Regions from separate parts of the Homo sapiens genome. Here region 2 is linked to region 1. Evidence: chromatin loops called from intact Hi-C (ENCODE). Cell type or tissue: PC-3. All regions are shown on one strand. Each heading gives the region's core, and the rest is flanking DNA. Links, peaks and the distances in the headings are about the cores only. Region 1 has its middle 250 kb from the start of LINC00460. Region 2 overlaps EFNB2 (ephrin B2).

What was found. Peaks named below come from ENCODE experiments on the same cell type or tissue, not always from the same donor. Only the 100,000 strongest peaks of a DNase experiment are listed, where the experiment ranks them.
Region 2: a loop joins it to region 1, with 8 times the contacts of the local background. A loop is called at or near these places in 1 of 110 quality-filtered maps.

The regions. Positions count from the first base shown.
Region 1 is chr13:106,126,282-106,131,664 of GRCh38, reverse strand. No RefSeq gene overlaps it. Among named protein-coding and RNA genes, the nearest start is that of LINC00460, 250 kb to the left of the region's middle. In PC-3, for the core only: no CTCF peak of the experiment used is centred there; a DNase peak (open chromatin) is centred at 2,124; H3K27ac peaks cover 2,072 bases.
Region 2 is chr13:106,518,088-106,523,470 of GRCh38, reverse strand. The region is part of intron 1 of EFNB2 (ephrin B2); the gene reads left to right. Among named protein-coding and RNA genes, the nearest start is that of EFNB2, 15 kb to the left of the region's middle. In PC-3, for the core only: a CTCF peak has its summit at 2,661; a DNase peak (open chromatin) is centred at 2,120; H3K4me3 peaks cover 2,289 bases; H3K27ac peaks cover 2,445 bases.

The DNA of each region.
Region 1 (5,383 bases), core at 174-5,173:
GAATGTTATCCCAGAAGGAGGGAACAGTTTCTCCTGAGGGAAGGGGTCCTAAATGAGTGATTGTCTCTCAGAAAAGAAAAGAGTGGGCTGGGCGCAGTGGCTCAAGCTTGTAATCCCAGCACTTTGGGAGGCCGAGGTGGGCGGATCACGAGGTCAGGAGATCGAGACCATCCTGGCTAGCACGGTGAAACCCTGTCTCTACTAAAAATACAAAAAAATTAGCTGGGTGTGGTGGCGGACGCCTGTAGTCCCAGCTACTTGGGAGGCTGAGGCAGGAGAATGGCGTGAACCCGGGAGGTGGAGCTTGCAGTGAGCCGAGATCGCGCCACTGCACTCCAGCCTGGGCGACAGAGCGAGACTCCGTCTCAAAGAAAAAAAAAAAAAAAAGAGTGCCTGTGTTTGCGGGTGCACTGACCTCTTTCTTCAGTGACTGCTGCCTCTTTGGGCCTTCTTTTTGCTCGTTTCAGCAGAATAGGCAACTGTTTGTTTCTGAGGGCTTCACTGGCAGTGGAGACCATCGTGTGTTTCTCCTCCTGATTAGAGCCTGCACTAGAAGCCACGTGCTATTTCATGTTCTCACTGATATTTGAACAAAGCCAAAGAAGGCACGCTTACATTTGTGGGTTGCGCAAAGCAGGGAGGTGCTAATCCAGTGGATAGCTAAATCAGAAGGTGGAAAAGATGTATAAATAGGTACAGTGATAGGTCAAAATCAGAAATATAAAATTTAATGGCATTAAGTGTAATGTCTTGTAATTCAACTTCTACAAATCAATTACATAATATGAGGCTCTCATTATAGTTTGCCCTGTGAAGTCAACACTATAGGCATGGAATAGGAAGAGGGGTTGCCTTGTCATAGGATGAGGACAATTAGTAGATGTTCAATAAACATTTACATAAAAATTAAATACAACATTGATATGGTTTGGCTGTGTCTCCACCCAAAATCTTATCTTTAATTGTAATCCCTATAATCCCCATGATCCCCACATGTCAAGGGAGAGACCAGGTAGAGGTAACTGAATCATGGGGGTGGTTCCTCGAGCTCTTCTCATGATAGTGAGTGAGTTTTCATGAGATCTGATGGTCTTATAAGTGTTTGGTAGTTCCTCCTGCGTTCCTTCTCCTTCCTGCTGCCTTGTGAAGAAGGTGCATTGGTTCTCTTTGCCTTCCACCATGATTGTAAGTTTCCTGAGGCCTCCCCAGCCATGCTGAACTGTGAGTCAATTAAACCTTTTTCCTTTGTAAATTACCCAGTCTTGGGTAGTTCTTTATGGCAGTATGAAAATGGACTAATGCAAACATCTAAATAATAGGTTTTCTAATACTTCTTTAACATTATTTCTTTACGCTCTTCAATAATATGCATTTGCATTTCATAAGAGAGTTTCTCAGAGTCCTTCTCTGTACCTATGGTGCTTTTGTTTATTTTCCAACTTTATAGACATGTGATTCATGCATGGAGTTAGCTCCTTCTCTTTTTTTTTTATTTCTCTGGTCATTAAATAATATAATACCCAGCTCAACCCCACAGCCCTACTCCACAACTCTACCTCCTGAGGAACATTTTTTCTTTGAGAAAAAATTTCTAGATGTAATTCTATTCTAATACGATTATTCCCAATTTTCTTCAGCATACTTACAATTATATGTTCATTTTAAACATGGCTGACATTAATCATTGCATTTATTTTCTGGATTGTTCTACAATGTTTTACATTTGTTGATCTGTAGCTTTATAATCTCTTTATACTCTTGCTTGATTTTGTGAGGAATAAAATACAGAATAGTGATATTTTGAGGAATGTAACATTGTTATTAATGTTAATTGTTTATATTTCTCAGAATTTATTAATTCATACATCATTAATAAATTGAGTTCAGTGAAGTATTACAATATTGGGAGGAGGAGGGAAAAGAAAAGAATGATTCCAAACTGAATCATATGTTTAACAAGATATTCTGAAACTTGATAACATGACCTTGTTTCTAGATCATTAGACTTAAGTGCTAACCACTCTGGCAAATATCACATTTGCCACAAATGTGATAATAATAAAGGCATGCATTGGCCTGTACAAATAATATATTGTGATCATTGTAGCTCTTTGTAGACTGTCACTGGTGCACTAATAGGTAAACAAAGCACATTATCCAAGAGCTCTGCCCTGAAGGCTTAGAATCTGTATCATTTAGTCAACAAAATGTAGACATAAATAAATATTGACACTCTGAAGGGATTGCCTATCTGCTTTCTAGGTTATTGCTAGGAATCCACAGAGAATATGTGAAGTTAGCCTTTAAAGATAAATCACTTGAAGTAAGAGGAAAAAAATCATTACCGTATACACATATGCTTACATAAAAGGCAAACAAGGAAGTGGAGACAAAATGAGAAGTGGTTTAGAAAAATAGAAAAGAAAAAGAACCTTTGGGTTGATTATGGAGGTCCTGGGAGTGCAGTTTAACCCAGGAGTTAAATACAGCAGACTGGAATGGATCTGAATGGCTAGGTCTGTGTTGAGGACGTACTAGATGCGAGGAATTGGGCTAGTCACTCTGGATATAGAGTTAAATGGGACAATGTTTCTCTAGGAGAGTACAATAAGTAATGGCTTACTATGCATCCCTTACAGGTAAGCATGGAGGGCTCATTGGAATGCAGAATGGAAGTACTCATCCCAACCTCACAGGCTTATAGGAGGCTTGCCAGAGAAGGAAGGATGTGATAGCTGGATCCTGAAGGGCCATAGGAATTAGTCAAACAATGGGAGTGGGGTGGGCTTATGTAAGAGAGAAGGTGCTCTCCAGGTAGGGGACCAGTATGTGAAATAGCCCATGGATGGATGTGGGACTACAAGTTAGGTGTGAATTGTGTGTTTGGCAGAATCATGGTCACAGAAAAAATCCTGTGACTATATTAGGTTACATATTAGGCAAAAGCAGATTTATGTCACAGATGGAATGTTTGCTAAGCAGCTGACCTGAAAATAGTGAGATTTTCCTGGATTATTCAGGTGAGCTCAATATGATCACAAGAGCCCTTAAGAGTGGAATATGGAGGCAGAAGAGGAGGTCAGGGGGATGTGATGTGAGGACTCATCCTGTTGATTCTGGCTTTGGAGATGGAGGAAGGGGCCAGGAGCCAAGGAATGCAGGCAGCAACTAGTAGCTGGAAAAGGCAAAGAAATATTAGATTGGTGCAAAAGTAATTGCAGTTTTTGCTATTACTTTTAATGGCAAAAACCACAATTACTTTTGCACCAACCTAATCGATTCCCCCCTGGAGCCTCCAGAGTAGCACATGTCCCTACCAACACCTGAATTTTAACCTAGGGAGACTGGGTTGGGCATCTGACCTTCGAAACCCGAAGATAAATGTATGATGTTTTAAACCACTCAGTTTGTGGTAATTTGTGACAGCAACAACAGAAAATTAATACACAGGAAGAACGTATTGAAAGTGCAGTGACAGTAGCAGTGAGACTGGAGAGGCAGGCGAGGAGAACACTTTATGCCCTGCTCTGCAGTGTGGGTTTTATCCTGATAGTCATGGGGAGCCCTGGATGGGTTTAGGCAGGGGAGTGATATGCTTTTGTGTTTTAGAAATGTCACTCAGGAAATAGGAAGGACTCGAGGCTACAAAGAGTTCGGAGACTGTCAGGAGGAAATGCATTGACTTGGGAATTTTAATTAATCTGAATCAGCGCAATTTGCTGAGTGTTTATCTGTTGGGGAGGAAGAAAGGGCAACATCAAGAATGTAAGCTAGGTTCTTGACTGAAGAGTTGGCACATGATGGAAAATTCACTGATATAAGATACACAGTAGTAGGTAGGAATGAGATTTGCAAAACACTGGTAGAAAGTAGATGGTGTTTTTTTCTGATGGCCACTTAATTCTCTGAGAAGTAGGAGGTAAAGTCATCTATTGAAAAATAGTGGGTTAGAGGTGTGAAGTGGAAATTCTAAGGAAGAAAATTAAGTTTGCATCATCTGTGAGTAGGAGTTAGAATTTCTGTTCACAGTGAAAACAGAGGAATTAACAGGCAGCTGTGAAGGCTGCAGCGAATGTTGGGCCTCTTGAACACTTTATTTCTTATGACTGGAATAGGTCCCTTATTCTTTTTTTTTTAGAACGAGTTTTGCTCTTGTTGCCCAGGCTGGAGTGCAATAGTGCAATCTCGGCTCACCGCAACCTCTGCCTCCTGGGTTCAAGTGATTCTCCTGCCTCAGCCTCCCGAATAGCTGGGATTACAGGCATGCGCCACCACACCCGGCTAATTTTGTAATTTTAGTAGAGACAGGGTTTGTCCATGTTGGTCAGTCTGGTCTCGAACTCCCAACCTCATGTGATCCGCCCTCCTTGGCCTTCCAAAGTGCTGGGATTACAGGCGTGAGCTACCGCGCCTGGCCCAGGTCCCTTTTTCTTAAACTACCCAGCTCTTTGTTTTAGCTTTGAGATGATCCATTGAAAAATTTTCTCTGATGGGGATATGTCAGCTGGTAATAAAGTGCCTAAATCTGGGCCAGTTTGAAGCCCTGTATCATGACCCCAAAGACCTTTTGAGACAATGGCTAGCATGTTGGGTCATCACTTCCACTTTTGGATGCATTTCTTCCTCTCCGTAGCTTTCTGGAGAATCATATAATCTCAGTTGGAAAATAACACTTGTTACCTGGGCAAAGACCTTGACCTCAAGCCCACATCCTTCCAGGCTCTTCCTGGTTGCCCGGGTCAAGTTGTCCATCTCATTTTGAAAATTTCTGGTGTTGGAAAATACATCTTCTGATGACAGCTCACTCTGTTTTCGGATGGCTCCAATCCCTAGAAATTTCTTTCTTATATTGAACTAAAACCTACCTCCCTGTAAATTTTACAAGGTTATTCGATTTCTAGAGAATTCGTAGAGAATTTAATCCCTCTTAAATCTGACAACCTTTTCAGTATTGGAAGGCAGCTCGCATGTACCTCTCTAAGTCTCTTCTTTTCTAGGCTAAGCAGTCTCAATTTTTTTACCATCACCAGTTTTTCAACTGTTCTTCGCGTGTCAGGTTTCCTTCCTTTCACTATCCTGGCTGGATTTCTCTAAAACATCATATGCTGCCACAATTTTTTTGTTTGTTTGTTTAAGTATGGGGACTTGGGTTGGAAAAAAGCCTTCCAGGTATTGTTTGAGCAGCAAAAAGTAGAACAGAATATCATCTCCATTTTCTATAATCAGTGAGAATTGCTAGCAATTACCCTCCTAAGATACCCTTTTTCCTGTAAGCTCCTGTCACCAACCTCAGCTTAGGCTTCCCTTCTCTTACCTCGATCTTGTTTTCTTGATAGATTCCTTCATTCAGTACAAATCTGTTGGGTAGGTTCTATCTGTTAGG
Region 2 (5,383 bases), core at 158-5,157, 390 kb before region 1:
ATTACTTTCATGCAGTTCTCAGTAGCTGCTTGTTTGAATCACTTATAGTATTTAACTTCTAGGGTGTTTTTGGGTTTTGGTCAAGGTAATTCCAGGCTGAATGTGGTGACTAAGCAGGAAATAAATGGGTCGTCCTCAAAGTTACAGTGGAGCGCTGTTTCTATTTTCCTAAGGTACACAGTTGTGGGGGCGATCCGTATGGAAGTCAGGAACCCAGTCTGATTTTGCTTCCTTTTGATGGTAGCAGTACAGACCTGGCTGTTTTGTAGCCTGCTTTGTTTTTCTTCCTTTTCTTCCCTAACTTCACGGGCTGTGGCAAAGCCCTGAGACGTGCAGGAAAATGTCTCCTGTCATACGCCCACAGCAGACCTAGCCCTGACCCTCCTCTGAAGCCCAGGAAGGAGGTATCTGTGAAGCAGCCTGCTTGTAAAGCAATTGCACACAGCCTTGTAAACTGTGTTACTGGGCTGATTATACTTGATTGGCAAGGTGAATCTCTTATAGCAAAAGAGAACTTGGAGAGTTTTATCTCATCTTATGCCTTATTAATTTGTTCATTCTTTAATTACACAGCCACCTATTGAGCACCCTATTTATGCAAGGTACCTGGTCGGGGGTCAGAGGGAGGGTCCCATGGTAAACGAGACAGACTCAATCCTGGAGGAGCAGGAATGGCAGCCCCTCGCTGGGCTGTTGGCCCCACCAAAAGGGAAAGGTTTCATTTTAATAATACATGGGTGAATCATTTTTGTCAATAGGCAAAATTCTTTGTAGTTAAAAAAAAATATGATGGTAGGAAGGAAAGGGATGGGCAGAGGGTTAAAACAAAAGATATGCTCTCCCTAACTCTAGATTGTAGTATTGTTATGCTTGTCACTGTAGCTGAATTCCATTTCTTTGAGTTTTTTCAATGCCAAGGCATTCCCTGTATGACTTACGTGAGCCTTTCATCTCCGCGATTTTTCCCATTCAGGTAAATGAGCAAATGGATTTGAACACTCATATCTAAAACAAGAGAGAACCAGCTGGAAATGCCCTTTGAATTTCTTTCTCTATGTAAACCATTTTTCTTTCTGGTGCCTCACCTATAAATAACAGGAGTTCCACCTTCCTTTATAGACTCTTGCTGAAAGCATGGTTTGGAACAAGACCGTACAGGTGCACACAAATTACAGTTGGGAAAGAAGCCTGCAGTGCATCTTGTCTCTGAAGGTTATGAAATCCTCCTTTTAGTAATGGAGCTGGCGTGATCAAGCCAGCAGGATGAAATTTGGCATTTGTGAGATCACCCCCCTTCTCACTTGCCCACTGTACATAGCATCCCAGCCTTACTCTTCAAATCTCCACATTTTTTCTTATCTAGCTACAAAATTCATAGGCTGATTTTTTTGGGGTGCGTGTGTGGTTTTTTTTTTGTTTTTTTGGTAAATAAAGACCTGCATTTTTATTTTGATATAGGTGGTTGAGTTTTGTCTTTAATTTCATGACAGAGATTTAACTAGTCTCAACTTTTGAAAAGACAACAATGATATTTGGGGATCACACACTTAAAGTTAGATTTCTAGATGATTAATACCAAAGTAGATGATTTTTTAGCCTCAGCCATTTATAGGTATGCCCTTCTGTGAATTTTTTATGACAGTGAAAATCATGGCACAGATAAAAATTAAATAAATACTTCTGTTATTTTCCTGAAGAAAAAAAAAAAAAGCTTAAACTATGAGAATACTGTCTTTGAGCACTTTAAAATAAAATTGACTTCAGCCAGCAGGATTTTGAGCATTACATCACAAATAAAAAACAAGATTAACATCAAAAGGAGTCAGTTTTCATTCAATTGTGCAGCACTGTGGGCTGTGAAATTTAATATTATTTTGACTCATATGCTAATTGTAGACTGACAGAGGAAAATGGATTGTGTTTAAATAAAAGGATACACAGCATCACACGCAGCTGTATCAAATACAAGTTGAGGTCTTTGGGCCAGGAACTGGGGGCCCTCTAGCTCTGTTATTGCAGATTCAAGTTTGACAAATAAAACTTTCCTTTAGACTGTAGTTTAATTACTTTTTTTCAAAGGTATGCGTGATGAAGAGGCACAAATACACCTCACCTTGAAGAGTTGCTAAACTGGTTTGTGTGCCGATCAGTTCACCGTGTGTTTGAATTTCTGTGCTTCTCATCTTTCCTTTTCTTGAAAAGATTTTGCTTGTCATTGGTGTGAATTGTACCCCCCACCCCCACCCATCTAGTCTTTGCTCTCAGATTTATAACACTTTAATGGTTCCAAATTGTATAGCCTGCTCTTAGACCCCTTTTCTTTTCCTTGAATAAATCAGGTTCATGTTGCAGACGATATTTGTTTTAGGAAAGTGTGAAAGAAGGGGCACCTGTGAAAACACGCAATTGTTCCAACACACATATACATCCAAATTAAAGCAGAAAATGTCAAAGCCTCCAATCACTACCTTATTTCTTGGAGGTTTAAAGCCGCTGAGAAGATAGTGGTGCCCTCGCTGGAAGTTTTAAGGTAATTACTTTTTACTCTAAGCAGTAGTATCTGGTAACCTAATTCCGTATAAACCTGACACCCTATCGCTACACCCCAGTATTTCTCTGATTTCAGAATAAGTCTGCGTAGAAACTTGTTCTGATGTTAAAGTGCAAAAGGGGGCAGTAAAGTGCTATCCACAAAAAAGGAAAAACATTTTCCAAGTATTTCTTATTACTGCCTGTGTCTTTCGTAGGCCCTGCCTTTATTTATTCATTTTATAACAAAACTCTTATGTTTGGGGCATTCAGAGAATACCTTATTAAGCTGTTGCAGCAATCTAGCATTAAATGGAAGACATGCAAGACTGAAGATCCTGCCTGTTTATGAAGTGTGCCATCAAATTCACATGCTCATGATGCAGAGTCCTTCTTTGGGAGTATTCGTATTCCCAAGTGCACAGAGCACTTCGGAAAGGAGCCTTGGTCTTTGGTGTTAATGCTCTCCTAGCTCCGTATAGATGTGGCAGGCCCAAAGTACATGGTGGGGTGAAGGGTCAAGGGTTTGGGCTTATCCAGAGCAGCGTGCATCCTTTGTCAGGAGGTGACTGGAAACACCAGCCAATTACAGCAGAACTGCAGACTGCTCATCTGCATTCGGAATTGCAGATGAACCAGTTTGTACTCGACTTCTCTTCTTCACTGTAGGCTTTGACATTTAATTAAAAATTAAAGCCTTTTATGGAAAAAGTACATGTTTTCCAAAATGGGGTAAATTCGAAGTATACTTGATACAGAACACTGGCTTGGGAATAAACCTGTGATATTACATGACTTTTGGTTTGCAACTGCTAGGCTGAGCCTCTTTGTAAAGCTGGGATTTAGAATCTTTGAAATGTTTGTACAGTTCAATGATTAAGCATAAATTGTATATATTCCCTTTTTTTCACTTATTTGAGTAAACAAGTTTGTTACTACAGCTTCTGTGGACTCAGAGATTTATGTATTAAATAGGCCACAACTTCAACTAGGATAATTTTATTTATCTGCTTGTTAGGGAATTGCATCAAAAGTTTAAGTCTGTAGGCATTAAATATTTTAAATGCTTATTTTTAAAGTCAATTATGAAAGATAGCACAAAGTTTTTCTGAAACTACATTAAAAAAATAATGTTTTAATCTTATCACAAAAGCATTGACTATTTATTGCAAAGAAAACACAGAAAGCTAAAAATCATTCTAAGTCCACCATTCAGTAGCCCAAAGTGGTCTCAGGTAAAGGCGGTGTGTGTGACCATTTGTTTATGGTTGTCTCCGTGCAGTCAGCAAAATAAACAGAACAACATGCCATATATTATTGATGTGTATATTTTCAACTGAAATTAGCCATCTGCTTACAATGATCATATACACTAATGGTATAATTTTGAAATGAAAAGAAAAATAAAATAATTCTTTGTGGAGAGTAATGCGAATTGACTTATGAATCTCGCCCTGCTTGGCAGTTTGCTCTAGAGGTAGAAGAGCTTTATGTGTGGGCCTCCTCCCCCCCCACACATTTATTCTGCTCACACTTGCACCAGCATCCATGTCAGGACTCACCTTGTCCTGTTACATGAGTAACATGGCCCTGATTCTCAAGTGCATGATAACTGCCATAATTACACATAAATATTAAATATTTAAATAGATCTTTACGTGTGTAATATTAGGTAGAAGTGGCTCTGGATCGAATCTGATGCTTTTTAAATAGAAGCTTTCCCACAACATTTCCAAGCACTGTCATCGTGTCTGTCTCGATTTGGGGTTTACCTGGCCTAGTTATCTGTCTGGGTGTAGAAACTGGTAGTTCCTGTTTGTATCTTTTTTGTTCTGATCTCTTTATTCTGTGTCAGCTAAATATTCTTGCAGTCAGTTACTAACATATTAACTCATCCTTGTTTGGAAACTTTGGCATATCCTTCCATGGTTTCCTTCCGTGGACCTGTCGCGTCTCTCAGGAGAGCCACCAGGTATATTGTCACACATTTCGCATGTATTTTCAGAGACTACAGCAGCATCAAGTGGCCCCCCAGCGATTTGGGTTTTCTTCTCGGTTAATCTACACTCTTTGGCCAACCGTGAGAAAACTTGTAAGAAGGCATCAGATGTTTGTGCTAAGGTGCGTGTAGTATGGTCAGAGGAAGAAAGAAGCAGGGAAAATGGAGTGGCCGTGGGTGGGAGGGGAAGCAGGGAGTGCAATTTCGGGTTCACTACACAGCTCTCCATAAACTTCTCCACTGCTGGCTTCCCACGGATCCTCCTATTACACTGGGCAAAGTGCAGAAATAGATCAGGCGACCACTGCCTCCGTCCATTTCCCAGGCACCCTGTGAGACCCGATAATGCAATACAGGTCAGCAGAAAAGTCCAGACTTGACATCCCAACGTGCCATGGTCTGGTCTGTGAATGAAAATCACATGAGGTGACCTCTGAACTCTAAGTGGCTGGTTTATGTTTTCAGTGTATTAGGCCCGTGTTTTAAACAAGCATGTGCTCGTAGTGTAGGTTAAAACTTTCTGTTGTCTTCATTAATTATGCTGTGTTCTAGTCTATTAATATTAAAGAATATTGTGTTGCATAATGACTAATTTTTTTATTTTTTGGAGACGGAGTCTTGCTCTGTCACCCAGGCTGGAGTGCAGTAGTGCGATCTCGGCTCACTGCAACCTCCGCCTCTCGGATTCAAGCAATTCTCTGTCTCAGCCTCCGAGTAACTAGGACTACAGGCGCCCGCCACCATGCCCAGCTAAGTGTTGTATTTTTAATAGAGACGGGGTTTTACCATCTTGGCCAGGCTGGTCTTGAACTCCTGACCTCGTGATCCACCCGCCTCAGCCTCCCAAAGTGCTGG